Regions from separate parts of the Homo sapiens genome. Here all the other regions are linked to region 3. The links are chromatin loops, found by intact Hi-C in ENCODE. Cell type or tissue: heart right ventricle. All regions are shown on one strand. Links, peaks and the distances in the headings refer to the core of each region. The heading gives the core; the rest is flanking DNA. Region 1 overlaps PLS3 (plastin 3). Region 2 overlaps PLS3 (plastin 3). Region 3 overlaps LOC124905206 (a long non-coding RNA gene). Region 4 overlaps LOC107985681 (a long non-coding RNA gene).

Region 1 (8,265 bases), core at 1,267-6,266, 200 kb after region 3:
AGTAGCAAGCCACTACTGCTTGAAATATTTTTTTCACATAGTGTGAATCTCTTTCCATGAAATCTTTAGTCCTTGAAATTTAAGGAATATAGGGGCCAGGAGTGGTGGCTCACGCCTGTAATACCAGCACTTTGGGAGGCCAAGGAGGGTGGATCACGAGGTCAGGAGATCAAGACCATCCTGGCTACACGGTGAAACCCTGTCCCTACTAAAAATATAAAAAATTAGCCGGGCGTGGTGGTGGGCACCTGTAGTCCCAGCTACTCAGGAAGCTGAGGCAGGAGAATGGTGTGAACCCGGGAGGCGGAGCTTGCAGTGAGCAGGAGATTGCGCCACTGCACTCCAGCCTGGGCGACAGAGCGAGACTCCGTCTCAAAAAAAAGAAGAAAAATTTAAGAAATATAAAAAGTGGAAGATAAAGCATCTTTCTGATGTTTGCATTTTTCCTCATAAAGTAGATGGTGACGTTTTCTTCTGCTGCCTCTCTTAGATATACCCTCAATGTCCTGGAAGATCTTGGAGATGGTCAGAAAGCCAATGACGACATCATTGTGAACTGGGTGAACAGAACGTTGAGTGAAGCTGGAAAATCAACTTCCATTCAGAGTTTTAAGGTCAGAATCCATATTTGACTATTAAATATTATGTTTGCTGGATAACATCTATCATTTGGGAAGGCAACTTTTGGCTTCTTTGTGAGTGAGAATTAGTGTTGGGCTAATGGCACAATTCTTTACGAATTCACTGGGCTTTGTTTTTGGCACTTGATATAAGTAAGCACATGTTAATTTGTATGTATCAAAATTCTCAGATTTGTTCTCCTTTCACACTAGGACAAGACGATCAGCTCCAGTTTGGCAGTTGTGGATTTAATTGATGCCATCCAGCCAGGCTGTATAAACTATGACCTTGTGAAGAGTGGCAATCTAACAGAAGATGACAAGCACAATAATGCCAAGTAAGGGAGACTGCTAATAGTATGAAAAGAACGCAGCTTTGTAGCTGGACAGATCTGAATTCTAATTCAGGTTCTGCCATTTAAGAGTGGTGTCACCTTGGGAGAAACCTCTTGGAGCCTCAGATTCCTCATCAATAAACTGGGGGCAATAATACTTACCTTAGATTTTATAAAGATTAAATTTTTAAAAATTATAAGAGCCTAGCCTTGTGCTTGGCCTACTAGGTGCTTAGTCGGTTGTTGCTTCAGTGGATTACAGAAATAATGTAGCATGTATTTTAATGCAAATCAGGTAAAACTTTACAAGGAAAATAAGAGCTTAGGGTGTTCATCTGTCTGTCTCATTCTTTTTTTAAAAAACGCATTATCCACTTATGTCTCTTTTACTATACATAGATCATTCTTACTACATTTATTGAATTTATCTTCATCAGTTCCCATATTAACAGAATGCTTGCTAGCCCTCCACAGAAGACTATGCCTTGAAAGTTTCTTGCATTTCAACAATATTCAGAAGGTCTTTTCCACCAGCCTATTTTCTTCTTCACCAAAGGCCTAGAGTGTGACCTGGCTTCATGGGTGACCCATGAAAACCTTACTAGTTAGACATTGAAAATCCATCCACAGTCCTGCATTACCGAACAGCTAAGAAGCATTCCTGCAAAACTTTGGAGTTAGGCACATTATTTCTTTTTTCCTTGAAAAATATTTCTAGCAGATATGACAAAGGTCTAATATCCACAATATATCAAGAACTCTTGAAATCTCTTTTTCTAGAAACTCGATGATTTAATTATCTTTAAAGATTCTGGTTCCAACACACCTAGAAATACTTCACGGATTAGTTGAGATGTGTTCCTGAAAATTTCCCTACCTGGACATCTCAGTTCTTCTGTCCCTTCGTCTACCTTTTCTAGTTTTTGGTCCAGCCACTCTGTCCACGTACCACGTAGACTGTCTCCCCTCTCATGAATACTTGGAAGTATTCATTGCATCTGCCTAACAACTTGGGTTTTGCATCTAGCATGATTTTCCACCTCATATCTCTAAGATGACTTGAGTGTGTGTTATTATGTGTGCAATGAGAATATTAACATGGATTGTATAGACAGCCTAGGTAATTATATATATAAAGTTGGTGCTTCAAGCTTAATTCTCACCTCACATTGGAGAAAAAGAGTGAATAAATATTATTAGCCCCAAATAATAGAGCTTAAAAACCTACTGTAACTTCAAAGTGAAATCAAAACCCAAATCAAAAGAAAACAAAAAGCAAAACTGTTCTAATTGGAACTATCAATATGGAATTTTTGCATCCCAGCATAATAATTATATATGAGGAAATAGATGTCTTACGTGGTGTCCTTAACTGACAAGAATTTCATCCTGATTTTGTTTCCCCCTAAAATAGGTATGCAGTGTCAATGGCTAGAAGAATCGGAGCCAGAGTGTATGCTCTCCCTGAAGACCTTGTGGAAGTAAAGCCCAAGATGGTCATGACTGTGTTTGCATGTTTGATGGGCAGGGGAATGAAGAGAGTGTAAAATAACCAATCTGAATAAAACAGCCATGCTCCCAGGTGCATGATTCGCAGGTCAGCTATTTCCAGGTGAAGTGCTTATGGCTTAAGGAACTCTTGGCCATTCAAAGGACTTTTCATTTTGATTAACAGGACTAGCTTATCATGAGAGCCCTCAGGGGAAAGGGTTTAAGAAAAACAACTCCTCTTTCCCATAGTCAGAGTTGAATTTGTCAGGCACGCCTGAAATGTGCTCATAGCCAAAACATTTTACTCTCTCCTCCTAGAATGCTGCCCTTGACATTTCCCATTGCTGTATGTTATTTCTTGCTCTGTTATCTTTTGCCCTCTTAGAATGTCCCTCTCTTGGGACTTGCTTAGATGATGGGATATGAATATTATTAGACAGTAATTTTGCTTTCCATCCAGTATGCTAGTTCTTATTCGAGAACTATGGTCAGAGCGTATTTGGATATGAGTATCCTTTGCTTATCTTTGTAGTACTGAAAATTTGCCGAAGTAACTGGCTGTGCAGAATGTAATAGAAGCTTTTCTTATTCTTTTATTCTTAAGATCAGTATCTTTTTACAGTATTCTTTCTACATGATCCTTTTTTGTACATTTAAGAATATTTTGATTATATTAAACAAGACTGCTGATTTTGCTACTTTTTTTAAGGGGTCTTCAAGTAAGTAAAACATACATCGTAGCTAGAAGAAAAATGTACCTTAAATTTGCATCTTCCCTCTCATACCCAAGCTGTAAACAATTGAAATATTTTGTCTTAAATCACTTGGTTCAATACATGCTTATTTGTTTTAAAACCTGTATCATCAAACTCTCTCTCTAAATTTAAAATGCTGTTGAATATGATACTTTTGAGGAGAGAGTGTGCTCAGAACTTAGACGGGATTTGGTAGGCCAAGTATGCTAAGTGTACAATATATTTTTTAATTTTACACCTGAAACAAAGAAATGTGGTCACTAAAAATAAAAGTATATATGTAGGAATTAATGTACTCTTGCTTTGTCAAGCTGTTTGCTATAGTTTCCAAGGTATTATGTTACTCTAACTCTGAAAAGTGATGTAATCTGGTAGCAATGTAGTAGTTCAAATAAAGGCATTTACATAATAATTAGTCTGTTCTTCATGCTTTTGTCTCTTAGGAAGTATGCCAATGTTTGTCAGGATTTTTTTCTTTTTGTTTTTCTGATGTATTCTGTAAAATGGTGTTTGTTAAATTTGAGTTTTGGGAGCTGAATTAGAGGTACTGAATTAAGGACAGTACAAATGAAGTAAAAAGGTTTTCTCCAATTTACCAAAATTTCTTTATCCAGTTCCTGCTTTTTTCTTTCTTTTCCACCTCCCTCAGTCTTTTCAATGTTCTATGATATACATATCCTGAAACAGTGGGGATCTGAACAGTCACAGAGGAGAAATGGTTCATAGTAGATCTTCTCAATCTCATCCATATATGACATTTTTGGCTGGATAACTCTGTTGGGGTGGGGAGAAGGGGCTACCCTGTGCATTGTAGGAGGTTTAGCAGTATTACCGGCCTCTACCCACTAGATGTCAGCACATGCCCGGTGGTGTTGACCAAAATTGTCTCCAGACATAACCAAATGTCTCCTGGGTGGCAAAATCATCCCTTGTGGACAATCAGTGCCCATTTAAGCCTTTGTGTGAATGAGTAATATAAGGTGTAGTCTACTGAGGATTTGGTTACATAGAGATACTATATAATACTTTGCATTTATAATCTGAGAGATGGAAAGGCCTTTTTAAATATCACCTGAATTCCAAAGACATAAAATTAAAAAAGGATATATTTGACAACTCTACTTTTGCAAATATATATGTATAATAAAAAAGATCAAAATATAGATAACTAAAAAAGTGAGTTCAGTCTCAGATTATAGATTCTTTTAATATAAAAATAGGATTTATGAGTGAAAAAAAGACAAATCTGCAAACATACTAGGGTAACTGATGAAGTAAGGACAATTACATCTTAAGACCTGTCTTATGCCTTGAATCTGCCATACTCATTCACGTTCATCTTCGTCGAAGTACAAAGGTTCTTCTCTGTAAGCCCTAACGCCTTGAAGTGCCTCTTTAACAAGATAGGAAAGATATATTACATGTGGCCCTTTCTTCAAAAAAGGAGCTGATTTCTTGGGTGGTTCACTATACAGGGCCCACAGCCTGTAGGAGTGTACCATGGGATAGTTAAGTGTTCATATAAAGCAGTGGACCTGACACACAATTTTTTTCCTCCAAAAACTAATTTCAACAAATAAGAATGTGGACCAAAATTAGCAACACATTCAGAATTCTGCTGGGCGTGGTAGCTCATAACTGTAATCCCAGCAATTTGGAAGGCTGAGGCAGGTGGACTGCCTGAGCTCAGGAGCTCAAGATCAGCCTGGGCAACACGGTGAATCCCCATCTCTACCAACATGGTGAATCCCCCATCTTTTCCCCACACACCTGTAACTTCAGCACTTTGGGAGGCTGAAGTAGGAGGATTTCTTGAGGCCAGGAGTTTGAGACCAGCCTGGACAACACGGGGAGACTCCGTCTGTATAATAAAGTTAGCTAAGCATGAGGCTGGGTGCGGTGGCTCAAGCTTGTAATCCCAACACTTTGGGAGACCAAGGTGGGTGGATCACCTGAGGTGAGGAGTTTGAGACCAGCCTGGGCAACATAGTGAAACCCCATCTCTACAAAAATACAAAAATTAGCCAGGCATGGTGGTGGACACCATAATGTGTCCCACCAGCTACTCGGGAGGCTTAGGCAGGAGAATCACTTGAACACTGCGGGCAGAAGTTGATGTGAGCCGAGATTGCGCCACTGCATTCCAGCCTGGGTGAAAGAGCTAAACTCCATCTCGAAAAAAAAAAAAATTAGCTGAGCATGGTGGTGCATACCTGTGGTCTCAGCTACTTGGGAAGCTTAGGCAGGAGAATCACTTAGTTCAGTTGATCAAGGCTGCAGTGAGTTGTGATAGAACCATTGCATCCTAAACTGGGCTGCAAGACTCCATCTCTTAAAGAAAATAAAGATGATATTCCCCCTCTATCCTAATATGCTGAGAGATTGATTTTTTAAATTTTTGTCATGAATGGGTGGGTAGATTTTATCAAATGCTTTTTCTGCATCAATTTATATCATCATAAAATTTTCTTCTTTACCCTATTGATACGGTGGATTACATTGATTAGTTTCCAAAGATTAAACAAACCTTGCATGCCTGAATAAATCCCACTTGGTCAGTGTATAATTCTTATTCATTGTTGAATTTTATTTGCTAATATTTTATTGAGGATTTTTGCATCTAAGCTCAGAATGACGTTAATTTTTATTTAAATGTTTGGTGCAAGTCTCCAGTAAAAGTGTCCAAACCTGGAGATATTTCTTTAATGGTTATGGGGCTATTCAGATTATCTATTTAATCTTGATTGCGTTTTGGGTGGCTTTTGAATTTTGAGGAATTTGTTCACTTCTTCCATGTTGCTGAATTTGTGACCATAAAGTTTTCGTAGTATTTCCTTAATTATCTTTTTAATAGCTGCAGGATATGTAATGATATCTTCAGTTTGATTCCTCACAGTGGTGATTTATGTCTTCTCTCTTTTTAACCTTTGTCAGTCTTGCTAGAAGTTTATCAATTTCATTACTTTTTTTAAGAACTAGCTTTTTGTTTCTTTGTTTTTGTTTTTCTATTTTATTGATGTATGGTTTTATCTTTATGATTTCCATCTTTCTGCTTTCTTTGAATGTGTTCTGCTCTTTTTTTGTTGTTGTTGTTGTAGCATCTGTCCAAGACAACCGTAAAAAGCCACTAACCTCAATAAACTACCCATACAGAATTATCTATTTCTCCTTTCAGCCATATCAGTTTTATTTTGTTTTTTGTTGTTGTTGTTGAGACAGAGTCTCACTGTGTTGCCCAGGCTGGAGTGCAATGGCGTTGGCTTGCGGCAACCGCCTTTTCCGGGTTCAAGCAATTCTCCTGCCTCAGCCTTCTCAGTAGCTGTGATTACAGGTGCCCACCACCACTCCCTGCTAATTTTTTTTTTTTCTATTTTTAGTAGATACAGAATTTCACCATGTTGGCCAGGCTGGTCTCGAACTCCTGACCTCAGGTGATCCACCAGCCTTGGACTCCCAAAGTGCTGGGATTATAGGCATGAGCCACCATGTCCGGCCACACCCTGCTCAGTTTTTATGTATTTTGAGACTGTGTTGTTTGGTGCTTACACATTTAGGGTCACCATTTCTTTTTAGCTAATTGATCTTTTTCTGATTACATAATGTCACTCCTAGTCCCCAGTAATTTTCTTTGCTCTGTATTCTACTTTATGTGATATTAATATAGCCTAGCCATTCCTGCTTTTTAATGTTTACATAATTGTCATTTTCTATTCTTTTATTTTCGAGCTGCATTCATTATGCTTGAAGTGAGTTTCATGTAGATTGCATATCGTTGGGTCATGTGTTTTTATCTGTGTTTTAATTTTTTGCTTGTTTGTTTGTTTTGAGATGGAGTTTTACTCTTGTCGCCCAGACTGGAGTGCAGTGGCGCGAGCTCAGCTCACTGCAACCTCCGCCTCCTGGGTTCAAGTGATTCTCCCACCTCAGCCTCCTGAGTAGCTGAGATTACAGGCATGTGCCACCATGCCCGGCTAATTTTGTATTTTTAGTGGAGATGGGGTTTTACCATGTTGGCCAGGCTGGTCTCGAACTCCTGACCTCAGGTGGTCCACCCGCCTCAGCCTCCCAAAGTGCTGGGATTTCACAGGCATGAGCCACTGCACCCGGCCATTCCTTTTTTTTTTTTTTTTTTTTTTTTTTGAGATGGAGTCTCCTCTGTTGCCCAGTCTGGAGTGAAGTGGTGTAATCTCGGCTGACTGCAACCTCCGCCTCCCAGCTTCAAGCGATTTTCCTGCCTCAGCCCACCACGCTCAGGTAATTTTTGTATTTTTAGTAGAGATGGGGTTTCACCATGTTGGGCAGGCTGGTCTCGAACTCCTGACCCCAGCCTCCCAAAGTGCTGAGATTACAGGTGTGAGCCACCATGCCCGGCTGTTAGCCACTGCACCCGGCCTTAATTATTAATAGTTAGACATTATTTACTTTGAAAGTAATTATTGATATGTTAAGGCATAAGTGTGCCATTTTATTATTTAGTTTATGTTTGCTTGCTCCACTTTTTGTCCTTCTGTTCCCTGCCTCTTATCTTTTGATGAGTCACTTGAACGTTTTTTAAAATTCCATTTTGATATGTCAATAGTGTTCTTGAATATAGTTCTCTTTTTATTTTTATTTTTTGAGACAGTCTTGCTCTGTCATCCAGGCTGGAGAGCAGTGGCACTATCACGGCACCACTGCAGTCTCAACCTCCTCCCGAGCTCAAGTGATCCTCCCCGCTCAGCCTCCCGAGTAGCTAGGACTACAGGCTCATGCCACCACATTCAGCTAATTAGTTTTGTTGCTGTTGTTGTTTGTTTGTTTTGGTAGAAACGAGGTTTTGACATGTTGCCCACGCTGGTCTCTAACTCCTGGGCTCAAGCAATCTTCCTGCCTTAGCCTTGCAAAGTGCTGGGATTACAGGCATGAGCTACCTCGTCCGGCCAAATATGTCTTATTTTTTAAGGACTTGCTCTAGGTGTTAGTATATACATATGTACCATATCACAGTCTATTACTAAGCAAGATTTTAGCACCTCAAGTGAAGTACCTCACTTTCATTTAGATCACTTGACTCTCTCTACCTGT
Region 2 (5,273 bases), core at 4-5,003, 190 kb after region 3:
TTCAGAGGCCAGAAAACTAGCTTTGATTTATTTTGATTGTTAGTGAATTCCATCGTTGTTGTGGTATTGATTTATATGGATGGCATAAAATATTCAAAACAAGTATGGGGAAATAAGTAACTAGAAGCTAACCTTTTCCAAGTATTTGGATTACAACCACAGTAATAGATTTAGTGACTATATGAAAACCTTTTCCAAGTATTTGGATTATAACCACAGTAATAGATTTAGTGACTATATATTCATATTCCTGTGTTGAGAGTAATGTGATTATGTTTTACAAACTCCCAATCTATGAAATCTAATTTAGGGAATTACTCTCAGAGACCATGTTCCCTGGTTATGTCACTAATTTGTTTAGTGACATTGGACAAGTTCCTTCTCAAAATTGGATTTCACTTTGTTCATCCATAAAGTAAGGAGTTAGAGTGAACTATTTAGTCCCAAGTTTCTAGGAATCTGTGGTTTTTGTACCCATTAGATATGGAATGCATGCTACTAATTAACAAAATCCACATATCTAGCCTATTATGCCATAGGATGGAGTGGATTACATTGGCTAAACCATTTTTCTTCTCTTTCTTTTTTTTTTTTTTTTTTTTGAGACAGAGTCTCACTCTGTTGCTGAGGCTGGAGTGCAGTGGCACCGTGTCGGCTCACTGCAACCTCCATCTCCTGGGTTCAAGCAATTCTCCTGCCTCAGCCTCCCGAGTAGCTGCGATTACAGGCGCCCACCACCATGCCCAGCTAGTTTTATATTTTTAGTAGAGATGGGGTTTCACCATGTTGGCCAGGCTGGTCTTGAACTCCTGACCTCAGGTGATCCACTCGCCTCGGCCTCCCAAAGTGCTGGGATTACAGGTGTGAGCCACCGTGCCTTACGTGGCTAAACCATTTTTATGCTGCCCTTATCAGAACTGAATTTGTAACTGACTTGTGTGCTTATATTTCTGTCTGTATGTTAAATGCAAAACTCTTCAGCTCAGGTCACTCTTGGTAGGGATGAGGGGCCATCTTGTCCAAGAAGGGAGCTGTCTGGGTTGGCTAGCCATGTGATCTGATACCAGGGTAAATGGCATCAGTATGCTAACCGATTCTGATACACCCCTTCTCTAGTCAATCCTTTCCAATTGATCTTAAAACACTCTTTTGTCTCTTCCCTCTTCAGAATCCGACAAGGATTCTTCTGTTGACTCTAGAATTCAGTCTGAAATGTTCTGCTTGGCACTCACCCTACAAATCTTGCTCTAAAATCTAGCCAGTGTTATTTCCCCAAAAGTCTGTGTTCCCCACCCCAACCTTCCTTCCCACCACCACCCAGGTGCCTTTGCTCATGCTGTTCTCATGGTTTTCAGTGTCCTTCATCTTTTTCAGCTTTACACCTTCTTTAGGGTCTTTTTTTTTTTTTTTTTTTTTTAAGAGACGAGGTTTCGCCATGTTGGCCAGGCTGGTTTCGAACTCCTGGGCTCAAGCAATCCTTCTGCCTCGGCCTCCCAAAGTGCTGGGATTACAGGCGTGAGCCACCACGTCCAACCAAGGCCTAATTTTAACTCTGAACAGTTTTACCTGTTTTTTATTTCAATTTAACTTTTTTCTCTTCGTCTTTGTAATGGAAAAAATCCCTTCCTTTCGTCCTAACTTTTTTAATCCTTCAATTCCCTGAGATTAATCCTTGGTCTTGCCTTCCACCATTCTCCCTACGCTCAAAAGAAATCAGTGGAAATAGATTCTCTGCTTCTCTTCAATTCAAGCAACAGTTCACAAGCATTTCCCTTGGGATTTGAGCATGACATGAATGAAGGTGTCTGTCTTCTCCCTCAGCCAGGGAAGCCTACTTCCACAGCTCAGCACAACTTCCTCTCTCTCTAGCTCGCTCTCCAGCAGTGCCCTCCTTTCTAGTTCCTTCTGCTGCATAACACAGCCCCAGAGGTTCCAGGGTTCCAAGGAGTCCACTCTGTCATGAAGCTCATTGACTTAATGCACAGTACCCAGAAGCCTCAGTGAAGTTCAGCTGAGAGCCAGTAGAAAAAAGGAGAAACTCCAAAGCAGAAAGTAGTAAATCAGCAAAATAAAATAAAATAAGCCAGGTTGAAGAGAATGAACCCACAATTTACAGAAAATGAACACCATTTTCTAAAGGAGACTTAAGTAGGACTACAGTTAATACCCTTTCACATTTAATAATTAATTGAGATTCATTGTAGATAAAGTACATTTGAAAAAAAATTTTAACATAATTCTACTGAAAATATCTGAATATTTAACTTGAGGTGGCTTAAAAGGACAATTGAAGCTGTTTTCCTATTGAGAAGGAAAAAAGGAAAAGTGGAACCAGAGAAAGTGAAGATGGTGAATGTATATTTTTCTCTACAGATTTTCAAACAAAATCTGGGAGTTTCCCCCAACCTTTTACGTAACTTCTTTCTTAATGCAATTTAGTTAAATGTACTCAGTAGTTTGCTGTGTGATCTGGCGCCATCTAGTGTATATTACAGGTACTGCATCTCCAAGAGGGCCAACCTTTTTTTTTGCATTCAAAACAATTTTATAATAAGTACCATATGTTAGCTAAAAGAAAGTAGAACTGTATACCCAGACTATGACAGTGGGGAAATTTTCTATATTTTTAGTGTGGCCTTTGACAAAGTCTTCCGATTTTGTTTCAACAGGAAACAGATGATTTGAAGAGAGCTGAGAGTATGCTTCAACAAGCAGATAAATTAGGTTGCAGACAGTTTGTTACCCCTGCTGATGTTGTCAGTGGAAACCCCAAACTCAACTTAGCTTTCGTGGCTAACCTGTTTAATAAATACCCAGCACTAACTAAGCCAGAGAACCAGGATATTGACTGGACTCTATTAGAAGGTAACTAAAAACCTCAATTTCGAATGTGTGGGACTATAGAGTAGAAATACATAGGCCACAATGATTTTACAATCTAGACTTAATAAGTTTTTTTATATCTACAAGAAGTAGATGGCAGATGCTGAGTAAAAACTGGCAGGAAAGTACGATACAAGTGAACTTTTAAAGTAAAGTAGTCGAGGCCGGGCACGGTGGCTCACAGCTGTAATCCCAGCACTTTGGGAGGCCGACATGGGCGGATCACCTGAGGTCAGTAGTTTGAGACCAGCCTGACCAACATGGTGAAACCCCGTCTCTACGAAAAATTAAAAAATTAGCTGGGGCGTGGTGGCACATGCCTGTAATCCCAGCTACTCGGGAGGCTGAGGCAGGAGAATCACTTGAATCTGGGAGACGGAGGTTACAGTGAGCCGAGATCGCGCTATTGCACTCCAGCCTGGGCAACAGAGTAAGACTCCATCTCAAAAAATAAATAAAAAAAATAAAAAGTAGTCGAGTCGCTTAATGTAAAGCCACTTAGTAAATCAGTATTTAGTTTTAATATTTAGGGTTAGACCACTTTTTAATCCTCTCACCAGGAAAAAGTGCACATATGCATTCAGTTTGACCTGTAAATTTAGCATATATTTATGTTTCATTCATCCACAGTCAATGTAACTGGAACTAACCCCAACTCCTTTCACCTTTACCTCCTCAAGAAACAAATGATAATATATACTAATTTTTTTTTAAGTTTTGGAAAGGCAGAGTTTACCTTTTCCAGATTATATATGTGTGAAGCGTAGTCTATAAAAATTAAGAAATGCAGCCAGGCGCGGTGGCTCACGACTGTAATCCCAGCACTTTGGGAGGCCAAGGTGGCCAGATCACCTAAGGTCAGGAGTTCGAGACCAGCCTGGCTAACATGGTGAAACCCCGTTTCCACTAAAAATACAAAAAATTAGGCAGGCATTGTGGTGCGCACCTGTAATCCAGATACTCGGGAGGCTGAAGCAGGAGAATCCCTTGAACCTGGGAGGCAGAGGTTGTAGTGAGCTGAGATCGTGCCATTGCACTCCAGCTTAGGCAACAAGAGCAAACCTCCATCTCAAAAATAAATAAATAAATAAATAAATAAATAAATAATGCAAATAGTAATTCATTGAGTGTCCACTGATATTTCTATAAAACCAGTAACTTAACTGATAACATCAGTTACTTTGAGGGATGCAGATTCGAGGAAATATTGGAGAAAGATTTGAGAAGGAGACTATAAAAAGTTCATAAACCTCTAAATTGCTTAACTGGTTAGAATAAGGTTGTATTCTTTAATTTTAAAATAAATTCAAATTTTAAAAATAAGCCTGTACCTAGAGAGAATGTATGTACTTAGAAGAATGCTTGGAAACTCGTATTATCGAAAAATTCTAGATCTGAATAGAGAGATAAAATAATCTAATATGTGTATTGGCACTATATGCACATACATAAAGTGTTTAATGAATCAGTAAATTTTGTGAATATTCTTAACAGGAGAAACTCGTGAAGAAAGAACCTTCCGTAACTGGATGAACTCTCTTGGTGTCAATCCTCACGTAAACCATCTCTATGCGTAAGCCTTCCTACTGCTATTGTAAACAGTTACGAATGTCATGAATGGATGTTAAATAATGACAGCTCTAAAGATTTTCTAGATATTAATTTGTAGCTATTATTTATATTGGAAAATGTCAAGTGGTGATTTCCATCATCATTTTCCAAATACACAAAAGCTTTAAGTATTCCTTTACATGATCGTTAACTGTAAGTGATAGAATATATAAATGTCTTTATAGTACCCTAGGGAGCAAATACTTTATATTTTGAAACAGCTGTTTGGGAGGTTGAGGTGGGGGCATTGCTTGAGCCCAGGAGTTTGAGGCTTCAGTGAGCTATGGTTGTGCCACTGTACTCCAGCCTGGGCAACAAAGTGAGATCCTATCTCTAAGAGGGAAAAAAAAAGAAAGGTAAAAAAGAAAGAAACAGAGACCAGGGAATCCTTTAAGTAGACCATCCACAACAACTCAGGGACTTTGGTTCATTGTTCTCTCAGCCTGGAACGTTCTTTGCTCGCATATAGTGGCTCGTATCCTTACTGTATTCCAGTCACTGATTCAAAGATTTCCTGACTACCACCTGCTACTCTCTAACCCCTAACCCTAGTTCCTTTTTTTCTTAATAGCACTTACATACACCCCTAAAATTGTTTGTTTATTGTCAACAAACCAATACCCCCCGTATTGTTTGTTTATCCATGTACTTGTTTATTGTCTATCTCTCTGACTCTAATGCAAGGACAGGGATTTTTGTCCTGTGGGCCCAGCCTCTAGAACAGTGCCTTGCTTACAGTAAGCTCTCAATAAATACTTATAAATGAATGGGATGGTCTT
Region 3 (8,265 bases), core at 1,616-6,615:
AGGAATAATGCTGTAAAATGTACAACATAGTTCCTAGAGCATAAGTGGACAATAAAGGACAGATATTAATTTTTCTGTATTCCCTAAAAAGGAAGGAAGGAAGGAGGAAACTTTTTAGCAAACGAGAAACAGAAAGATAATTCTTTAACTTGTTAAAGGTTACATTTTTAAAAAACTATAATAAGTATTAAAACAATGAAGAAACTTTAGATTTATTCTCTTTGAGATCAGAAACAAGACCATAGTTCCCATCTATCACTGCTAACTTTTAACCTATTGCTGTCAGCCATGGCCAATGATATAAAGAAAAAAATAATTAATAAAAAATGAAAGGGCCTGGTGCAGTGGCTTACACCTGTAAAACCAGCACTTTGAGAGGCTGAGGTGGAGGATTGGTTGAGGCCAGGAGTTCCACACTAGCAACTCTGGGCAACATAGCAAGACCCTGTCTCTACACACACAAAGAATTTTAACTAGCTGTGTGTGGTGGCACATGCCTATAGTCCCAGCTACTCAGAAGGCTGAGGTGGAAGGATCCCTGGAGCCCAGGAGTTTGAAAATACAGTGAGCTGTGATTGCGCCACTGCACTCCAGCCTGGACGACAGAGTGAGAAACTATCTCAAAAAAAAAAAAAAACAAGCAAAAACAAAAAACGAACAAAAAAAACCCCTGCAATTACTTGCAATAAAAATATGATAATCTACCTAAAAACCATCAGCAACAGATTCAGCAGACAAACTGCAGAATTATAATTAATATGAGAGTTCAAAGTGGTTGCCAGATAAAATATCAATCTCCAAAAATAACTTCCATTTCTTCACACCAGTAATAACATGCTAGAAGAGACATGCAAATGTGAAACTGTCACAATAGCAAAAAGAAATTACAAATAATATAAAGACAAAAGTAACAAATGCCTTTATGGAGAAAAAATTCCAATAAAAGAATAAAATATTATTTAAATAAATGGAGAAATGGTCCATACTCTTGGATAGGACAACTTATTGTAAATATTCTCACCAATTTAACCTATTTAATGCAATACCAATCTAAATTCCAGTTGAATTGTTTGAGGAACTTGATAAATTTTATTTAAAATATATATATATATACACATATTATATATATGTATAATATGTATATATATATTTTTTTGAGATGGAGTTTCAATCTTGTTGCCCAGGCTGGAGTGCAGTGGCACGACCTCGGCTCACTGCAACCTCCACCTCCCAGGTTCAAGCTATTCTCCTGCCTTAGCCTCCCAAGTAGCTGGGATTACAGGCATGTGCCACCACGCCCAGCTAACTTTTTGTATTTAGCAGAGATGGGGTTTCACCATGTTGGTCAGGCTGGTCTCGGATTCCTGACCCCAGGTGATCCACCTGTCTCAGCCTCCCAAAGTGCTAGGGTTACAGGTATGAGCCACCGTGGCTGGCCTAAAATTTATATCGATGAATAAAGGTCTATGAATAGCTAAGTTAACCCTATAAAGGCAATGATGGAGTTACCTCAAGAATAATAGACTAGCCCTGCATAGTGGCATGTGTCTGTAGTCCCAGATACTTGAGAGGCTGAGGTGGGAGGACTGTTTGACCCAGGAGTTCAAATCCAGTTTGGGCAAAATAGAGAGACCTTGTCTCTAAATAATAATAATAAATAGAACAAATGGAACATAATAGCAAAACAAATCAAAGGAAGAAAAAGATTGATAAACCAGCTCACTGTATGGAGAAAAATGTAATCAGGACCTTAACTAACTGCACAAATGCAAAAGAAAACATTGATTATGTTGGTAACTTCAAAATATCAAAGTTCTGTTAAACTAAGGACATCTCTGACAAAATTATTACATGATAGAATTATGGAAGCTGATAAGAATTTTGAAATTTCAAAAAACAAAAAACAAACAAGGAGTTAATATCTAGAATATACAAGGGTATTTTGCAAATCAGAAAGATAAAACTAGCACACCCAATAGAAAAATGGATAGAGAATATGAACAAGCGATTTAGAGAATAAACTCAAAAAGGTAGCAGAAATATGATAAGGTGTTCAAAATCACTGAAAATCAGATATATGAAAATTAAAACAGTGTGCATATCATTTTACACTTATTAGACTGGCAAAATTCTAAAAGCTATAAAACGACAAATGTAGGCATGTGGTAATAGAACAAAGGTTCTGTTCTGTTGGCAGGAGTGTAGACTGTTGCAGCCATTACAGACAGCAACTGATCTGTACACAGTCAAATTACCAATATGGCCAACAGTTTCACTAAGGATAGAAACCAAAGATTCTCACAAAGGCCAATAAGAAGACACAGACAAAACATTCACGTCAGAATTGTTTATGGCATCAGGAAGATGAAGGTAACCAGAAAGTTCCTCATTAGAAAAGTGGACAGGTAAAATATGGTACACACAAATGTTTCATGAAGTTCTAATGCAGCAGTTAGAAGCAATGCATTAGAATCACTTACCACACCTTAAATAGATCTTTAAAACATACTGCTGAGTAGAAAAGTAGGGCACAGAATGAGATACAATGTGTAACAGAATACCATTTTCCTAAATTAAAACCCATGTGTATAAAAATCTCCACATATTTGGCAGTAACACAAACAAGAATACATATCAAACACATATTCAATGTTAAATAAAATGTCATTTAAATAATTATTTATAGGTTGAAGACAAAAATGGGAGTAGGTTGTGAAGATTAAAATTAATTAATTAATTATTAAACCAAGCTGATTAAGAAGAAACAAAAAACCTAAATAAACTGGTAATCATTAAACTGAGTATGTGAACAAGTCTTCTCCCTTACCATACTCAAAACAGATACCAGGGCCTTGCAGATATACATGCAAGTTTTACTAAAACCATCAGGCAGAGATAGTTACTATTCATAGAACCTAATTTAGAAACTAGAAAGAGAGGGGGTACCCAGCTCATGCCCTGAGGCCTATATACGACTTGGATACCGAATCCAGATGATTTTGGTATAAGAAATATATACAGTATAAGACCAAATTCTCATATGCACATGAGTGCAAAGTATCCTAAACAGAACACAAGAATATCAGCCAGGTGTGGTGGCTCACACCTGTAATCCTAGCAATGTGGGAGACTGAGGTGGGCGGATTACTTGAGCCTAGGAGTTCAAGACAAGCCTGAGCAACACAGTGAAACCCTATCCCCACAAAAAAATATGAAAATTAGCCAGGCATGGTGACACACACCTGTAGTCCGAGCTACTCAGGAGGCTGAGGTGGGAGAATCACCTGAGCCCTGGAAGTCGAGGCTGCAGTGAGCCTTGTTTGAGCCACTGCACTCCAGCCTGGGAGACAGAGTGAGTTTCTGTCTCAAAAAAAAAAAAAAAAAAAGAATACAAGAATATGAAGTTGAACAGTGTATAAAAACCTGATATAATTCAACATGGTAGCATTTTCCACAAGAATGAAAGAATGGGTCAAAATTGGGAAATCTAATTATATAAATTACGATATTAACAGATTAAAGGAAAACTACGTATCATTATTTACACAAGCTTCTATGGATCGGATATGGTTTGTTTGTCCTCACCAAAATTCATACTGAAATTTTATCCCGAATGTGGCAGTGTTGGTAGATGGGGCTTAGTGGGAGGCATTTGGTTCGTGGGGGCAGAGCCATTATGAATGGCTTGGTGCCCTTCTAGAGGTAATGGATGAGTTATTGCTCTCACAAGACTAGATTAATTATCCAGGAATGGATTAATTCCAAGGAGAGTGGGTTGTTATAAAGCCAGGATGCCTGTTGGTTTTGTCTCTTTGCATGTGTCCACTTCCCCTTGACCTTCTCTGCTATGTTATGATGCAACATGTAGCCTTGGCCAGAAGCCAAGGTCGTGTCCTCGAATTTCCTGGCATGCAGAACAACAAGCTAAATAAAATTCTTTTCTTTATAAATTACCTAGTCTCAGACCCAGCAGTCCCATGAGAAATGAAAACATATGCCTCACAAAAACTTATATGCAAAATTTCATAGCAACTTTATTCATAATCTAAAATACCCCTTCAACTGGTAAATTAACAAATACATGGTAGTACATCCATACAATGGAATTCCACTCAGCAACAAAGAACAATCTATTGAAATACATAACAACATGGAGGAATCGTAAACACATTATGCTAAGTGAAAGAAACCAGATACCCAAAATCTACATGCTGTGTAATCCATTTATATGACATTTTGGATAAGACAAAACCATTGGGATGGAGAAGAAATCAGCAGTTTCCAGGGATTGTGCATAAAGAAAGGAGTTGACTACAAAGGGATATTATTTCATATATCTTGTCTGTGGTGATAATTACACAACTCTATGCATTGGTCAAATACTCATAGCATGTACCAAAAATAGTGAATTTTACTCTATATAAATTTTAAAAATAAATAATTTTCATAGGGATAATGAGCAATTCACAAAAGAAGAAATCCAAATGGCCAATAAACCCCTTTCATGGCGTTATTCTAATAAACCCCTTTAACATCACTAATATCAGGAAATGCAAATTTAAAACTACAAAATAACATTTCCCACTCAGAAGACTGGAAAACTTAAGAAGTTGGTTAAAGATTTTGAGAAAAGGGAATTCTCATAAACTGCTGGTGGGAATGGAAATTGACACATTCAGAGAGCAATTTGGTAATATTTTGTAAGGTTGAAGATACATATAATGTATATCTACAATTCTGCTTCTTTGTACCTGGAAGAAATCTAGCACATGTGCACAAGAAGACATGCAACAGAATGCTAAGTGCAGCATTATTTATAATATCAAACATTGGAAGTAATATATATGTCAGTCAAAAGGAGAATGTATAAATAAACTAGTGACATTTTGATGCAATGAAATGATGTTCAGCATTTGAAATGCATGAACAGAGGCCAAGTGTATCAAATAAATAAATATCGATAACTAAATGTTGAGTGAATGAAACAAGCTGCAGAATAACACATGTGGTATGATATTTACATAAAGTTTGAAGACAAGTAAAACAATACTACATATTGTATATTGATAAATACGTACTTAGTAGTCATTTAAAAACTTGAAGTGGAATGATAAACACTAAATTTAGGATAATGATTACCTCTGAGGAGGATTGGAAAGGAATGAGATCTCGGAGAGCCACAAAGAGGTCTCTAACTCTATATGTAATGTTTATTTTCTTCAAAATAAAAATACAAAGAAAATTCGGCAAAATGCTGAGAATTTATTTGTTTTCTTATTTTCTGAATGTTTTGCAAAAAAAAGAAGAAATAATAGAAAATTATTCATGTAAACATGTCCATTGAAAATTATCTCATAGCTGCAGTGGTTCACGTGCTGCTCTTTGGGAAACAATACTTGTATTAGTCTGTTTTCACACGGATATAAAGAACTTCCCTGAGACTGGGTAATTTATAAAGAAAAGAGGTTTAATTGACTCAGTTCTGCATGGCTGGGGAGGCCTCAGGAAACTTACAATCAAGGTGGAAGGGGAAGCAGGCATGTTTTATTTGTCGGCAGGTGAGATAGAGAGAGAGAGAGAGCCAGTGCACGAAGGAAGAAGAGCCTCACACTTATCAAACAACCAGATCTCTTGAGAATTCACTCACTATCATGAGAACAACATGCGAGAAACCACCCCCACAATCCAATCACCTCCCTTTCTTGACAAGTGGGGATTACAATTTGAGATGAGATTTGGGTGGGGATACAGAGCCAAACCATATGCTCTAGTGGCTTAGAACATAGACTACAGAAGTCAGGTTCAAATCTTGCCTCTACCATGTACTGGCTGTGTGGCCTTAAGAAAGTTACTTAATCTCTTTAAACAGCAGTTTCCTCTTTGGGAAGTTGGGGTAGTATCTGCTTCCTAATGTAGTTGTGATAATTAAATACTGATTTAGGGATAGTCAGGAAGGATAATAACTTCAAAACAGTACATTTTCTGGCCCATGGAAATTGCTAAAAAAATGAGAGTTGTTATTGAATAAATTATTACCAGTGGGTTAAAGTCAAGAAAGACATTCTGGAAGAAGTGACACTGGTTTGCTTCTCAAAGGACTTTGAAAAATTAACCAGCTGTGCAAGGGAATCATTGGGTGTTTTATACAAAAGGAACAGACTGCATATGGTCAGAAGCATGAAAGTACATGATCAAACTTGGGGAGTATCCATGAACAAAGCCAAACATCTAATTTTTGTACTCCTAGTCTCTGACACATATTTCACCTCCAACCTTGGGTGTATCCTTTACAAAGCACAGCATAAGTCAAAACACACTTTGGAGATGATGATGAATAGTTTTGACATGAGTGGAAGGAATGATGACCTGTGGGAAGCAATAATTTATCTGGACTTGAACAAATTGTGTAGTCATATGATAAAAACAGAACTGGAAGGAAACATGGTGAACACATCTAATGATCATCCTTCTTTTCCCTACTTTTATTTTCGTTTTCTATAGTATCTTCATTTTCCAGATGCCCTATGGAAAATGAGTCTGCTGAAATAATGCTACTCAAGTTATAAATCTTTAGACAAGATTGATATAACTGATGAAATTAGCTTTTTGTTGGGGTTCAGTGGCTGAACAATGGACTGGATCACTGCCTGACTGGTTGAATTACATTAATAACCAGACTCAGAACTTGTAGGTCTGGCTATTACGTTGTCCTAAGGAACAAGACAATCCAGAATGATTCTAATTCAGTAAAGCTTGCATTTTATGACAGTCAAAATTTTAAATTGAATAGAAAATGATAATTGTGGTGGTGCCACATAGTTATAACCTAACCGTAACATTCTTTTTCTTAGAAATACAAAAAATAGACGTGAATGGGGAAAATAACAAAATGGCCAAAGGGCCTGTAGAATAAATCAGAATTCTGTTACCACACCACTGTAACATTATACCCAAGTCTTGCTAATCATATTGTATTAGCAACTATATACAAGATAGGTATGATCAGGTAGCTTGAGCCAAATCTCTTCTTAATACCAATGTCCTCAGGGAGAAACGGAGAACCAAAACTCTAGTAGCAATGGCATATTTAGTGTTATGAAAGGAATTGATATTGGAGCCAAGGCAACAATTTTCCTCTTTGTCCAAACATCTGAAAATGATAATTTTTCAAAGATGTCTAAAATCAACGTGGAGCAAGAAGGAAAATGGTCACGCAAAAGCCAATGCAGTCAAGAGCTTAGAACAGTTGTGCAGCTTAGTTTGGCAACTCAAGCACACAAGCCTCCCAAATAACACAGGGTGCAATTTCATAGCTTGGGCTGCCCTGTTTCTCGAATTCTGCCATAAATTAGTCTACTAAGTATATTTGTTTGACAACCCATAAAAATATTCATAAAGGTGTTCTTTCAGAAAACAAAAAATGAAGATTGCTGATTTTCAATGGGTGAAAAGTTTCCCAAAAACACATTTTTTAAAAAGGTTAGGGCCGGTGAGATGGCTCAAGCCTGTAATCCTAGCAATTGGGGAGACTGAGGCAGAAGGATTGCTTGAAGCCAGGAGTTCGAGACCAGACTGAGCAACAAAGGGAGAGTTTGTATCTAAAAAAGAATAAAACAACTTAGCCGGAGGTGGTGGTACATGCCTGTTGACACTGCTACTCAGGAGGCTAAGGTAGAAGGATTCCTTGAGCCCAGGAGTTTGAGGTCTGCAGTGAGCCATGATCCCATCACTCCAGCCTGGGTGATACGGTGAGACCTAGTCTCAAGAAAAAAAAAAAAAAAGCTAGGAAGTAAATTTTTATCAAAATACATTATGGATTTTTAGTTTTTTAACTTTGCAGATTAACTTCTATTTCATTCAAGCCTTAAAACATGCCTCCCTCAGCCAGGTGTGGTGGCTCACACCTGTAATCCCAGCACTTTGGGAGGCCGAGGCTGGCAGATCATGAGGTCAGGAGTTCGAGACCAGACCAGCCTGGCCAATATAGTGAAACCCCATCTCTACTAAAAATACAAAATTAGCCAGGCGTGGTGGCGCATGCCTGTAATCTCAGCTACTCGGGAGGTTGAAGCGGGAGAATCGCTTGAACCCAGGAGGTGGAGGTTGCGGTGAGCCGAGATTGTGCCATTGCACTCCAGCCTGGGCAACAAGAGCAAAATTCCATCTCAAAACAACAAAACAAACAAACAAGCAAAAACCCTCCTTCTTGCTTCCCATTTTAGATGAAAAAGACTAGCACAGAGTCCCCTTGACTGGCCAAAGTCA
Region 4 (8,265 bases), core at 1,662-6,661, 86 kb before region 3:
AGTATTTCCCCACCTCTACCCATGCACTCAGAGCCTCTGTGCAGGATGCAGCCTGCATAACCTTAAGCTGAGACCCTGAGCATTATTCTCTTTATCACAAATGCTGTCACTTCTGTCTGCATAGACTTCATTAGTAATAAGTTAAAATTCGGCTGTGGAAAACACATGTCTTCAGTTTCTTTGGCTTGCCTTCAATACCAACAAAGATAGGAGTCCCAAGTCTCTAGTATCCTAGCAATAAGTATGGATTTTGACATTACCAAACACATTGACCCATTCTTGTAGATCTGCAGACTGCCCTGCCCAACTTCTCTGTCCAGCCAAATCCTATTGACACTTTAAAACCTCATCTTCTCTTCCAAGCAGCCTTTGCTGACTCATTCCAATCCTCACTGATATTTCTTCCCTACATCCCTTAAGATTCATTATCTGTTGAGGATTTGGCATTTATTAATATGGCATTGAATGATATTTCACCAGAGGACCCAGTAATGCTTAAATCACCAGACTGCCCTGGAGATGACATGGCATTCCTGCCAGAGTGGTTTCAGGGCAAGGGGGAAGACAACCTGAAGACTCTAGCAGCTCTATATTGTGAACTAAGATAGACCAACAAGTAATAAAACAAGTGCTCGGCTGCCCAATGCACCTCGTACTGGCATGTGCTGCCCAGACATCCCACTTTCTTGGTGTATAGATAGCCACCCAGCCAGTGTTTCCAAAAACAGTGGATTGATCCTTCCAACTGGCTATTGTGAATGGTGATTGAAAGTATCTGCCTCTTAAGTAATGGAGGCAGCGCTTTATTTTTTTATATATATCAACTACATTACTTTCGACATGAGAAACTTCTGCAGCCTGTTTAAAAATGTGAGAAAACGCTGGGTGCAGTGGCTCACGCCTGTAATCCCAGCACTTTGGGAGGCTGAGGCTGGCAGATCACAAGGTCAGGAGTTCGAGACAAGCCTAGCCAACATGGTGAAACCCCATCTCTACTAAAAATACAAAAAATTAGCCGGGCTTGGTGGCGGGCACCTGTAATCCCAGCTACTCAGGAGGCTGAGGCAGGACAATCGTTTGAACCTTGGAGGCAGAGGTTGCAGTGAGTGGAGACCGTGCCACTGCACTCCAGCCTGGGTGACAGAGTGAGACTCTCTCTCAAAAACAAAAAAATAAAAAATAAAAATAATAAAAATGTGAGAAAAAAAATCAGGAAAGCTACAAAATTAACTGTCTTACTAATGAAGACATTTAATAATTTAGCCGATCCCCTAAAATAATTGCCACCAGATGCCCCCTTTCCTGAAATTGGTGCATGTTTGAGTAAAAAGCATAAGCATCTTCAAGTCTATCTTTTCAGCTTCAAACAGGAAAGGATGTTGAGCAAGGAGTGGCAGGAATAACAGGAATTGATGTGACTTCCTCTGATATATTATCAAATATGTATGTAGAAGTGTTTATTATTTTCTACCAGTTTGTAGATATGGTGCTAATGACTGCTCCGTTTTGAGATTGCTGTGACATAAAGCTTACCTTTTCCTGAAAAAAAAAAAAAAAAAGGCAACGATACAATAAAAAGGAGGGCAAAAGGCCATCTTACTTCTCTTTCTATCCCAAAACCCAATCCCAAATCTTAACACTCCAATCGAGAATCGGCCAAACAAGTCAAGAAATAATAGAAGAAAAATGCACACTCATAAGCTCCAATGCCCATATAGGTGTGTGTATGTGTGTGTTTGTATGTGGGGTTGAGAGGTGAAGCCAGCTGGACTTTCTGAGTCGGGTGGGAGAACTTGGAGAACTTTTCTGTCTAGCTAAATGATTGTAAACGCACCAATCAGCACTCTGTAAAAACGCAGCAATCAGCACTCTGTGTCTAGCTAAAGGTTTGTAAATGCACCAATCAGCACTCTGTAAAAACGGACCAATCAGCACTCTGTAAAATGGGCCAATCAGCAGGATGTGGGCGGGGCCAAATAAGGGAATAAAAGCTGGCAACCCGAGCCAGCAGCTGGCAACCCTCTTGGGTCGCCTTCCACGCTGTGGAAGCTTCGTTCTTTCTCTCTTCACAGTAAATCTTGCTGCTGCTCACTGTTTGGGTCTGCACTACCTTTAGGAGCTGTAACACTCACTGTGAAGGTCTGTGGCTTCACCCCTGAAGTCAGCGAGACCACGAACCCACTGGGAGGAATGAACAACTCCGGACGTGTCACCTTTAAGAGCTGTAACACTCACTGCGAAGGTCTGCGGCTTCACTCCTGAAGTCCAGCGAGACCACGAACCCACTGGAAGGAAGAAACTGTGGACACATCTGAAGGAACAAACTCCGGACACACTATCTTTAAGAACTGTAACACTCACCACGAGGGTCCGCGGCTTCATTCTTGAAGTCAGCGAGACCAAGAACCCACCCAAAGGAACCAATTCCGGACACAGGGTGGAGGAGGGGGTGAAGGTTAATGTGCAATTTCTAGATGAGAATGCCTGTGGCTTCTCTTAACCACATAAATGAACAAGCACTGGCAGAGAGACAGATGGCTTAGCTGGCCCAGAGCAGCCCCAGTGCTCTTAGGGAAGGAAAAGAGCCCCCTTCACTTCACTTCAGTTCCTCCTTTCCCCAGCAGGGTGAGCAACCCCTAAAGACCATCGTTATTTTGAGGGCTTTTGTTTAAGTATAGCACATATATTAGAATGTACTATGGTGATGGCCTATGGTGCTCTTGAATTGTTTCATAAATATTTATCCTGAATCCCCAGAAAGATTAGAAACTCATTGAGAGCCAGATCCAGTATCCATGCTGCTTCTATGTCTCAAAAGGCTTAACTGAGGCACAGAGTAAATGGTCAGTCATTATGGGTATGATTGAATGAAAAAATAAATCCTTAATTTTGAAACTCAATACAACCTGGTTTTACAGATGTGAGGATAATGATATGGCATATTCAAAGGACGTAGAAAGGAGTTAGGAACTGGCAAAAGAGTTTAAACCATCAAGAGTAGCTCCGTTGTATGAAAAAAGCATACCCCCCTCAAACCTTCTAATCATAGACTAGGCTCTGTGAGTTAATGACATTTCTTTATAAGACATGCAATGTTTTTTTTTTTTTCTGTCTGGAAGCAATACACATTCAGAAATTGAAGCAAACATCAATAGAACAAAAGCTGCTGTAGCTCAGCTGTTTGGAGAAAATCAATTCAAACAACTCATAATTTGCTGGGTGACACATCATGAAACATTAAGCTAAGTGGCGGCACCTGGCTTCAGAAGCATAATCTCTAGGACAGCTACTAATTTATTCGTGCTGAAAAGGAAAGTCTCCCCTCCCCACTCCTTTCATGTAAAGCTTATAAACCAAAATGAGAATGATATCAAAGGGCTCTAAAAAAAAGAGCTTCCCAATAGACAGTTATCTCTTTGTCAGGTTATTTCATGCAACTTCCTCAAACAAAGCAAAAGATGAGCTGTACTAAGGAAATGTTTTGAGATCTATAAGCTGTGAACAGAACTTATGAGGTTCAATATGAAAGGAAGGTATGCAGTATGGCAGGATATTAGTATAATGGAAGTCTGGTTCACAGTTTGGGAAGGTTGTCGGCAAAGGTATTTTCATTTGTTTAGTAACTGGGGTTAGTGATTAGAAAATACAAGGACTCTGAACCTTAAAAATCATCATGATCGGCTACTTACTGATGAAATGGTAAGTGGAGTTCATGCACACACACAAAGCAGGCAGGGAGGGCCTGACCTTGGGTTGACTGAGAAAGAAGGTCAATGGGAATACATCATTGGTGGTGAAACAAGGCATTAAGTCTCATGGAGAAGCTTTGGGGAGTATTCACTACCATCATTGATCATAAGTACATATTGAAGGAAGATTTACTGCATGGCCAGTTTGAGCCAGCTGAGATGAGGAAAATAGAAGAAATGGAGCCACTTTCCCCAAGTAACATATAATCTAATGAAGACAAGATTAATAATGATCATTGAATATTTACTGTGAGCCAAGTAGTGCTTTACGTAGGTTATCTTACAACATAATCCTCACAACATGCCAGTGAAGCAAGTACTGTTATTCCCTCTATTGTAAATACGAGGAGACTAAGGTCAAATAGGTTATGAATCTTGTTTAAATTCATTCATCCAGTAAGTGGCAGAGCTAACTTGAACTGTGGTCTTACTCCAGAGTCTATGCACTTAATCACTATAGTAGACCCAACTGTAAAGTGGGGATAAAAAGGGTGTCTACTACAGAGTTGATATGAGAATAAATGAGGTAACACTAACAACAGCAAGGAGAGTGCCTGGCATGGAGCCAATGTTCAAAAATGGTTGGCTATCATCATCTTTAATGTCATCAGTGTTTTCCTACCTCCTAAAAATATGAATCCTTTTTACAACAATCTTGACAGGTAGTTCCCAGCTCCTGATAATATATCTCCCCAAGGGCAGGAAGCTCAGTATTTGAGCAGGCTGCTTCCTTGTGCAACAGCTCTTGTTGTTCAGAGGAATTTTCTTTGATCAGCTGAAGTAAACTTCAGCTCTTCTGTAACTTTTGCCTATTGGCTTTAGTTCTGCCATTGAGAATAACACAGAGTAAGCTGATACCCTCTTCCACTTGACTTGACAGATTAAATATGGCAAGAACTAGAGAATCATTTACATTTTTTTAGCTGGAGAACAACAACAAAGAAAAGGGAGGCTAATGAAGCTGTGTCTGATGAGAATAAGCAGAGCTGGATTTGAGAGCAGTGAGAATGGAGACAGGGAAGCCAGTGAGAAGGATGTGGCAGTAATCCAGGTCATATGGACCAGGATGAGAGCAATGGCAACGAGGATGAAGAAGAAGTGCAGATAACAGAAACTTTTCATGTGGGAAAATGGACAGAACTTGGGGTCTGGCCAGATACTGGGGGGGGGTAAATTTTAAAAATCTCATTTATGGTCCAGAGTTTTCAAACATAGCTATTAAGAGAATTCAATTTTTTTTTTGTGGTGGGGGTGCATTTGGAGGGTGGTAAGATGATGATTTTGGATTTGAGTTGACAACCAAAAAAAAAAAAAAAAAATCCGGTAACTAGAGACAGGTGACTGGCAAGAGTTATCTGGGATAAGAGATACACATTTAAAGTCATCAGCCAGAAGGGTTGAATAGGTTAGACAAACTGTTGATGCAGGGCTTCAGATGTTAAGGTGAGAATCTGAACGTGGTCCAGAGGGTGAGGCTGGCCCCATGTGGAACTCTGAAGGAGCTAGTATTAGAAGCCTCTGGCTGCCCTCCCACTCTGTCTTTTTTTGGTGGTGTCTTTCCCTTCCATTTAGGTCTTAAATACCCTTATCTCCCTCTACTTGCCCTCTCTCTTAGTCCGTTTACACTGCTAAAATAAAATACCACAGACTGGATAATTTATAAAGAACAGAAATTTATTTCTCACAGTACTGGAGGCTGGGAGTCTAAGATCAAGGCACTGACAGGTTCCATGTCTGGTGAGGGCCTTATCTTCACTTCCAAGAGGTTGCCTTGTTGCTGCATCCTCCAGCGGGGAGCAACGCTGTGTCTTCACATGGTGGAAAAAACAGAAGAGCCAAAAAGGGGACCAAACTCCCTCTGTCGAGTCATTTTATAATGTTTTATAATCCATTCGTGAGGGCAGAGCCCTCAAGACATAAACAGCTCCCAAAAGGCCCCACCCAATTAGCAATACTGTTGCATTGAGGGTGAAGTCTTGAACACATGAATTTTCAGGGACACATTCAGATTATAGAAAGCTCCTCTTAATATTGTGATGAAGACAAAACTAATTTAAGTGGGTCAAGGTGGTTACATGGCAACAACATAAACTGGGATTCAAGAAACCTGGATTCTAAGCCGGTCATGGTGGCTCACGCCTGTAATCTGAGCACTTTGGGAGGCTGAGGCGGGAGGATTGCTTGAGGCCAGGAGTTTGAGACCAGCCTGGGCAACATGGTGAGACCCGGTCTCTAGAAAAAATACAAAAATTAGCCGGCCGTGCTGGTGCACATCTGTAGTCCCAGCTACTTGGGAGGCTGAGGTGGGAGGATCGCTTAAGCCCAGGAGGTCAAGGCTTCAGTGAGCCATGACTGCACCACTGCACTCCAGCCTGGGAAACAGAGCAAGCCTCTCTCTCAGAAAAAGAAACCTGGATTCTAGACTCAACTCTACCACTCCTCCTTTTGAATCTCAGAAGGGCCCAAATGGCCCTTACAACTAAAAATAAATCAATGTGTGTCCAACCTGCCTGTACTGAACACTGCCCCAGTTAATTGGCTCAGTGCTGCAAACCTATTTCCAGATTCTCCATTCGTTCTTAAGTGCAAAAGACACAGAAGAGCTTAGCATATACTGTTGGAAAGAAAGAAGCAGATAATATGTTTAATGGATAATCCAGAAACAATAGTCTTTGGTCTTGGACTGTAGCCTGACATAGATATCCAGACACATGCCTACTAGTACAACCATTCATTCACCTTCTCCTGAACTCAGCTGTATGGCTTACTGCTGGAGCTGGGTGAGATAAAGTGGTAGAGGAAAGCAGTTACATCAAGTAGACTTCTAATGAGGATTCCAAGAGTTATGTATTTGTTGCATACAGTTTATGTGCAAATATGTATATAACTAAGAATAAAAAGATCTGAAAGGTTATATATGGAAGAGTTGACAGCAGTTCCTTCTGGGAAAGAGACTTAGATCGGGATGCAGGGGTGAGAATGAAAGGAGACTCCCATTAACTCTAGACAGTTTGGCATGTTAATTTTCACGATGAGAATGTATTCCTATGTTACACAAGTAATATATGAAACAATGAAAATGCTTTTCATTTTTAAAAAGAGACAACTGTTTATTAAGTCTGAGAAGCTGAAAAGTTTAGAGTAGCATTTCTGGTATCACAATGATAATGACTTCATGTCTTAGGGTGCTTGGTGGACAGCACCCTCTTCTCCCTTCCATAGATCACCAGCCTTTCTAGCCTCATAGCCACCTGAGAAGCAGAATCAAGGAAAGGGGTGTTTGAAAAGAATGCAGAGAAGAAATGGAGTGTATCAAATGACATCAGGAAGGCTGGCTGGTGGACTATAGGCTCCAAAGGTTAGCCAAGCAGTGTGTCAGGCAGTAAACCAGAGGGTCCGCTTTGACCTCCTACCACCATTTGACGAGAAAACAAGAGAAAATGTGGCTGGTGTGGGTCCACTGCAGAGGTGGGGAGTTCTTTCGTGCAGTAGTGACAATGCCCTGCTTCCCCAGATCTGGCACATTTCAGAAGTTGCTGACGTGTTGATGCCTGCTAAAACACAACGTGGGAAGAAGAATGAATGTGGGCAAGCTCGGCTAGCCACTCAGAGGGAAATGATCTCATTTCTCCTGCTGGGCAACCCCCAGTTGCTGGTAAGTGGAAAAAGACAGGGTAGAATTTAAATTCCACCATTATGTTTTTTTTCTCAAAAGCCACAAGTTTACAGATGATGGCTTATATTGTCTCATGAGCTGTTTATCATAGCTATTTCCAGAAAAGGAGAAGGATTCAGAAATACTGTCTTGGCCAGAATTTCATTCCCTTGCTTCTCTTTGGGGATATTTCCATTATTTTTTTTAATATACAGGAGTGGCCTTTGGCACTTGTTATGGTCTTATGTGCTGACTGGTTGGAAGTCATGAATATTGGAGACTTTAATCCATAATCTGTCTCCCAGTGCAATTTGTCTATGAGATTCCTTTCCTGTCCTGCCAGAGGGTAGTAGAGTTATAATTCATTATCCTGTGATCTTCAACATGGCTTCTGGCACAGTGAGTAAGTTCTTTGTTCTTTTAGGACAGAACTGTCACTCATCACTAAACAGCCCTTCATTTTTTTCCCCAAACACTGACTCATAGAATCATAGATTCTCAGGGATGGAAGGAAGCCGAGAGGTCGTCTAATCCAACCCTTTACTAGTTGACTCCAGGCAGTGCCTAGACATGGTAAATTACTTCATGCCCCAAATAAGTAAAATTTAGTGAAATAAGAAGGGCGATTTGTGAGAGTCAGAGATGGAACACCTCCAAAGGGTCTCTAAAGGGATGTGTGTGCTCAAAGGTGCGATGAAGGAAAAAGGCATACTTAATAACATCTCTGTTTCTGTGAGAATGAATTAGGTGCAAATCCAAATTTGAAGCTGAGAACCTCCTAATTCTATAATAATAGTGATAATAATCATAGTAATAATAAGTCAGAACAGTTAAAATAAGTTAAGATTTTCTGAACACTCG

What was found. A loop is a pair of places that touch in the nucleus more often than their neighbours do. Peaks named below come from ENCODE experiments on the same cell type or tissue, not always from the same donor. Only the 100,000 strongest peaks of a DNase experiment are listed, where the experiment ranks them.
Region 1: it touches region 3 in a loop (2.5-fold over the local background); 6 of 110 quality-filtered maps call a loop at or near these places.
Region 2: it touches region 3 in a loop (3-fold over the local background); 7 of 110 quality-filtered maps call a loop at or near these places.
Region 4: it touches region 3 in a loop (1.9-fold over the local background); 3 of 110 quality-filtered maps call a loop at or near these places.

The regions. Positions count from the first base shown.
Region 1 is chrX:115,647,060-115,655,324 of GRCh38, forward strand. It overlaps PLS3 (plastin 3), which reads left to right. Exons shown (of 16, transcript NM_005032.7): 14 at 491-614; 15 at 834-958; 16 at 2,370-3,802. The coding sequence ends at 2,502. Among named protein-coding and RNA genes, the nearest start is that of PLS3-AS1, 88 kb to the left of the region's middle. In heart right ventricle, for the core only: a CTCF peak has its summit at 4,040 (motif pointing right); no DNase peak of the experiment used is centred there; H3K27ac peaks cover 2,661 bases.
Region 2 is chrX:115,640,644-115,645,916 of GRCh38, forward strand. It overlaps PLS3 (plastin 3), which reads left to right. Exons shown (of 16, transcript NM_005032.7): 10 at 2,670-2,865; 11 at 4,378-4,456. Among named protein-coding and RNA genes, the nearest start is that of PLS3-AS1, 81 kb to the left of the region's middle. In heart right ventricle, for the core only: a CTCF peak has its summit at 2,490 (motif pointing left); no DNase peak of the experiment used is centred there; H3K27ac peaks cover 2,258 bases.
Region 3 is chrX:115,446,132-115,454,396 of GRCh38, forward strand. It overlaps LOC124905206 (a long non-coding RNA gene), which reads right to left. Exons shown (of 2, transcript XR_007068305.1): 2 at 4,010-8,265. Among named protein-coding and RNA genes, the nearest start is that of PLS3, 110 kb to the right of the region's middle. In heart right ventricle, for the core only: no CTCF peak of the experiment used is centred there; a DNase peak (open chromatin) is centred at 3,880.
Region 4 is chrX:115,360,323-115,368,587 of GRCh38, forward strand. LOC107985681 (a long non-coding RNA gene) reads left to right here. Exons shown (of 3, transcript XR_001755944.2): 2 at 7,264-7,404. Among named protein-coding and RNA genes, the nearest start is that of LUZP4, 75 kb to the left of the region's middle. In heart right ventricle, for the core only: no CTCF peak of the experiment used is centred there; no DNase peak of the experiment used is centred there.